Regions from separate parts of the Homo sapiens genome. Here region 2 is linked to region 1. A link is a loop called in an ENCODE intact Hi-C map of the cell type or tissue named here. Cell type or tissue: gastrocnemius medialis. All regions are shown on one strand. Links, peaks and the distances in the headings refer to the core of each region. The heading gives the core; the rest is flanking DNA.

Region 1 (2,500 bases), core at 1-2,500:
GCACTCACACGGTGTTCAGTTCATACGTGTGAACATGCTGTGAATTCTGGGCACCCTCCCACATGCACAGTTTGCAAAATACATTCAGCCTCACTATGCTCCATCACATATGCACTGCCTCATGTATGAGCTCTAGCTGTCACTGTGTTCAGACACAATGGCACACTTACAGGCACTCTAACAGAGTACCTTGGCCACACAGCCTAGCACATAGAGACAGTCTCGAGATTGAACAGCCTCACCCTGAGTCACGTGCAAACACAGTCATCCAGTCCCACACAGCCTCCCATCCTACAGTTACACAACTGCCCAGAGTCTCACAGCCACACACATGGAGCCTCACAGTTACACACAGCCTTGCAATCACAGCGTCTTAAAAACAGCTTTTCCTCCAACTCACAACACACTCACAACAGGCATCCTGATCTCACACTGTCCTACAATCTCACAGCACCCCCACCTCCGCCCACCCGGCCCCTCAGCTGGGCTCCAGCTGCAGCAAGTCACTCCTTTTCTTCCTTTTGTTTTTCTTTCCTCCTTTTCCCTCTGAGAAACCTGGTCCCTGTCAGGAAACCCAAGCCCTTCCCTGCTCAGGGCCCAGGGCCAGGCAGGAGTAGCCAGATGACAGACAAAGCCTCCAGTCAGCCCCCCAACCCCCACCCCACCATGACCTCCCCAGTCAGGGAGAGGAACTGGCGTGAGGGGGAGGTTGGAAGGGGACGCGGTCTGAGGGGGGAGGACAGTCGGGGAGTGGGGGAGCCTGGTCAGTGGGGAGGCTGGCCAGGGGTGGGGGCCTGTGAGTACAGTGCCGTGGCCCGCTCTGCCCTCCGAGGAGTCCGGGGCAGCAGGGAGCGGACTCTGCACACTCCGATCCCCACCCCACCCCCAGCGGTGGCAGGAGCGGGGAGTGGAGGCTTCTCGGCCGACCTCGGAATGTCCTTTCCTCCTGGGGTGGCTGCCAACTCTGGCTTGGCCAACAGGCCCCCAGAAGGCACTTCCTGTGTCCTTGGCCGCCCCCCACCCCACCCCCAGGCAGAGTTCTGCACCCGTGGGCAGACAGGGAAGAGACACTAAAGGCACACAGGATGAACATGGAACGACATGAGATGGACGCAGGGCCCGGAAGGCTTCCCAAGGGAGGCACACAGTGGAAGGCAGAATGCAGGTTGGCCCTGTGGGGTCTCAGCTGGACCCCGCTTTCCCTGACAGGCCTGGGGAATGGAGCTGCCTCCGCCCACAGCATTGCACCCTCCACCTGGTGCCCTGGAGTTCTGATGCCTCTCTGCCCCCTCATCTCTTCTGCTGCAAAGCTAGATCTGGATCCTGGGGGTTCTGCCCCAGGCCCCTCCCAGCATCACACATACTGGACACGCACACGCAATCACACAGAGTCACTCACAGTCACGTGCACACTGTGGATGGAAGCCCACTGTTCCCCTGTGTCACCATGGCCACTCTACAAGCATAGACATGCACTCCCCTTCACTGTCCCTGGCTTATTGCGCTGCCCCCCTCCCATTTCCTGTCCACCTGTCAGGCCGGGGGCGGGGGAGGGGGGAGGCACAGGAGGGAGGTGTCAGTGTCCCTGGAGCCGCAGATGGACATTCCTTGCTCGGGTCAGATCACATAAGCTGCCTCCTTCCAGGAACCTGAGCCGCCTGTCCTCACGCCTTACCCAATGCCTGAGGGTGGGACAGCTGGGCTAAGTGCTCACGGCAGCAAAAAAGAGTGCGGGCTAGACAGCAGAAAGGACTTCCCAAGTGTGTGTGTATAGGGTTACCCCTGTCCTGGGGTTTAGCTCTGGCTTACTGTCTGACCTTGAGAGGTCCTTATCCCTCTCTGGGCCTTCCTATTCCAGAGTGAGGGCAGCTGCTTACCATGTAAAGGGCTTCTTAAAGGGTCTGCGATGGAGATGCTGGGGGCTGGCACTAAGGTGAGGTACACACAAAGGGAACAGCAGCTTCCTTTCAACAGGCACTTGTACACACACACAATCATACATAGACATGCAGATTCACACACATCCGCATAGCTGCTCCTACGGATCCCTGGTCACTCATTCATGTCACATAGAGACATGCATGTAGCACGTATACCCCTGCATGCAGACATCTACAAACACAGATACGCATACAAACAGCTGCCCAGTGCTGTTCCTGTGTAGCCACCAGGCCTGTCCTCGTGTCTCTGTCTCTACTGAGGGAAGTCTGGGGTGTCTCTTCTCTAGGAAGTGCACCCGATACTCCAGCAGTCGGAGGACCCATTCAAGACTCCCCTCGTCTCTGCAGCACAGTCTTCCTCTGGGAGTGGACACAAAGTGGCAGGAGATGTGGGGCTGGGGCCGATTCCCCCAGACATCACCTCCATCCTGTGATTGATGAGTTGAGGCCCGCAGCCCCCTGCTCCCCACGGTTCCTGCCTCCATTGAGCAGGTGGAGGGGGGGTTCCGTGTCCGCACAGCCCTTGTTTTTCTTTAATTAAACATCTGGCTCTTGTGGCC
Region 2 (2,950 bases), core at 382-2,881, 93 kb before region 1:
ACGTGGACACAATCAAATGAAAAATCAGATACAAACTCCCCCTCTTTTCACTCCTCACCAAATGTTTCCTTAGGGTACAGCTGGCTGTGCTTCCAGGGGAAGGGAGGCCCCAGGTTGGGGGATATAAGGAGAGGCCAAAGAGTCCAGTTCCCCCTCCCCTGGAAGTTCCAGCCATTTCTCACCTCCCCCTCCATTCTTTGGGCCCCAGCACCAGGAAATGCCTTTGGTCCCTTGGTGCCAGATACACAAGACCCACAGTTACCCTCAGACTCATACACTCTCACATGCGGTCACTCACAGTCACACGGGCACAGCCACACCGCCTCAGACTCAGACACACTTACACATATTCATACACTCACGCAGTCACACACGCACACAGCCCCTACCAGGGCTCACAGCACCGCCTAAAAGCAACTCTTCATCATGGTCTAAGCCCCCTCTCTCAGGGAGCTCTTAGCCGGGGCAGACCCGCATCTCATCACTGTTACAGGCCCCCAACTAGCCAGAGATCAAGATCAGCAGGGAAGGCAGGCATAGGGGCACAGAGAGAGACAGAGAGAAAGGAAAGGCAAAACTGGAAATGCACCCACACAGAGAGACCAGGGGAACAAAGCTGTGAAGAAACACACAGAGGTATCTCTAGTAAGACAGCAATAGGGACAGAAAACGGCACGTAAGGGAAACTGAGCCAAGCAGGGAAACAGAAAATAAGGAGCAGTAGACCTGATGCTGGGGATTCTTGAGCAGAGGAAGGAGGGGAAGCCACGTGTGTTGTGGGTGTGTCTGTCAATGCTGGACACTTAAGAGAAAGGTCAGTCCCATGGGCTCTTGAGGTAGGTCCCCCAATACATGAATACAGCTGTACTCCCACACGGTTTAAGTTAGGACCCAGGACACACACATAGTCACAAACCTCACTTTTGCTCTGCTACTGCTGAAGTCACACATTGGCACACACAAAGCCAGCCACCCACTCTCACGCTGGCAGACATGGTCTCAAACCCCACAGAGACCTTCCCAAAACACATTCCCTCATGTGGTCACAGTCCCTCTCACACAAACACACAACCCAGTCCCACCAAAAATGTGCATTGACAGATACACACATAATCCCACACTTGCACAGCCACATGCACCTCCAGCTCCATGCACACTGACACACGCAGTCACATTAGCTGACAGCTGCACCAAGTGACACTCAGAATCGCACACAATGATACTGTCACACAGACACAGCCTCACAGGCACATACACACTGACAGTCGTTAGTCACTCCCGGCCTTTCAGATCATACATCACCCTGCCCCGCCCACTCCTGACAAGACTTTGGCGTCTACACCAGGCCTCACCTTCCGCGGCCGCTGCCGCCAGCGCCCTCTGCCCTCGCCCTCGCCCTCTGCCCCGGCCTCTACTCCCTCCCGCCCTGGGCCCCCGCAGCGGGGGTGGCTCCGCCCAGGCGCCAATGGAAGGAGAGGAGTGAAATAGGGGGGCTCCTGGCCCATTGGAGACTCCAACTGCCAATCACCTCCACCCCCACCTCCGCCGGACACTTCCTGTCCCGTCCCGGACTGAAGAGGCTGCTTGGGACAGAGTCTGGAGCTGGATTCCTGGGTCTCCGCCTGAAGGCCTATCCACCCTGGAACAGCAGGACTGGAAACAAGAGCCACTGGCCAGGTGATTGGAGAAGCTGAAGGTGCCCCTGACTCCAGATAAGATAAAGAAGAAGGAGGGCTGTGTAGGGCAGTGGTTCTCAAACTTTGCTGGATATTGTGGTTTGAAAACTGCAAAACCCCACCCCATACCAATTAAATCAGAGTCTCTGGAGGTTGGACCTAGGCACCAGTATTGTTTAAAACTTCCCAGATGATTCCAAAATGCAGCCAAATCAGAGGTGTAAGGTGTGTCGGGTATATGTATGCCTCAAGAAACCAGCCACCCACTCAGGGTTCTCATCTACTCCCCAGTCATGGGAAGCTCGAGGGAAATGTGTGCATACTATGTCTATCAGATCTTCCAGACCAGGGCAACACTCCCAAGTTCCAGGTACTTCCCCTCCAGGATCTCAGGGAAGAAAAACCCTGGTCTGGAAGGCAGGCAGCCAAGTTTCTCCTGGGCCAGATTCAGTCACTGTCCAGCCTTAGTGTGATTTCCCCACCCACAGGCTTGGTTCCCCTGGGGAAAGAACGAAGGCAAAAACCATTCTGGCCATCCCTGCATCATTCACAATGCCTGCCTTCGCCTTAAAATTTGGAGGACACCAGTGGCATCAGGTCTCCTGTGTTGCATAGACTGTTGTTCCCACAGCGTTGCCAGGGAAACAGGTCCAGAGGGGACTGAATAGACCCCAGGTCACTCTGAGAGCCATACCTTCCTTCCAGGCCCTAGGGTTCCTAACTCTAGCAGTCCCTTCTCTGTCAGAGCTGTTTCTGTTTGTGCAATGATTGGGGCACAAGGGCAGCAGAAGTATATGGTGCCCGCACATGTGAGAGTCTGGAGGAGCCAAGGACACAAAGCCACGTACACGCTCCCTACACACTCCCTACCCGCCCCTTTAGCCCCTGTGGGCTGGAGCAGAGCCAAGCTGCAGCCACTCACAAAGCCAGGGTTCTGGCCAGCAGCCCAGGATCTGGCCACTGACCACTGGGATCAGGATCCAGCTCACCCGCTCCCCATCAAACCCTCAGGCCCAGGCTTGGAGCTGACACCCTAGGGGTGGTGGCAAAGGGGGCTCTGGCCTTCCCAAAGCCTCAGCCACAACCAAGACACAAGATTTTAAAACAGTTTCCTAAACTGGGAATGCTGTCATTACACCAAGAGTAAGAGAATCTATAGGCTAGATATAATACTGAATATTAATTTTGTTCAGAAATTTGGGGTAGATTTTTGCATCAAGATTTTACACATCTGTAGACAAAGAAAAGTTGTAGCTGGAGCTATGCCTTTAGCT

Evidence for each region. Hi-C counts contacts between places; a loop is a spot of excess contacts. Peaks named below come from ENCODE experiments on the same cell type or tissue, not always from the same donor. Only the 100,000 strongest peaks of a DNase experiment are listed, where the experiment ranks them.
Region 2: it touches region 1 in a loop (12-fold over the local background); 1 of 110 quality-filtered maps calls a loop at or near these places.

Annotation. Positions count from the first base shown.
Region 1 is chr9:34,558,146-34,560,645 of GRCh38, reverse strand. All of the region lies in intron 4 of CNTFR (ciliary neurotrophic factor receptor), which reads left to right. Among named protein-coding and RNA genes, the nearest start is that of CNTFR-AS1, 8.6 kb to the left of the region's middle. In gastrocnemius medialis, for the core only: no CTCF peak of the experiment used is centred there; DNase peaks (open chromatin) are centred at 265, 945 and 1,515; H3K4me3 peaks cover 1,246 bases; H3K27ac peaks cover 2,500 bases.
Region 2 is chr9:34,650,636-34,653,585 of GRCh38, reverse strand. It overlaps GALT (galactose-1-phosphate uridylyltransferase), which reads right to left. Exons shown (of 11, transcript NM_000155.4): 11 at 2,551-2,950. IL11RA (interleukin 11 receptor subunit alpha) reads right to left here and starts at 1,401. Exons shown (of 13, transcript NM_001142784.3): 1 at 1,353-1,401. RefSeq lists a silencer at 1,346-1,445. In gastrocnemius medialis, for the core only: no CTCF peak of the experiment used is centred there; a DNase peak (open chromatin) is centred at 1,465; H3K4me3 peaks cover 1,736 bases; H3K27ac peaks cover 2,500 bases.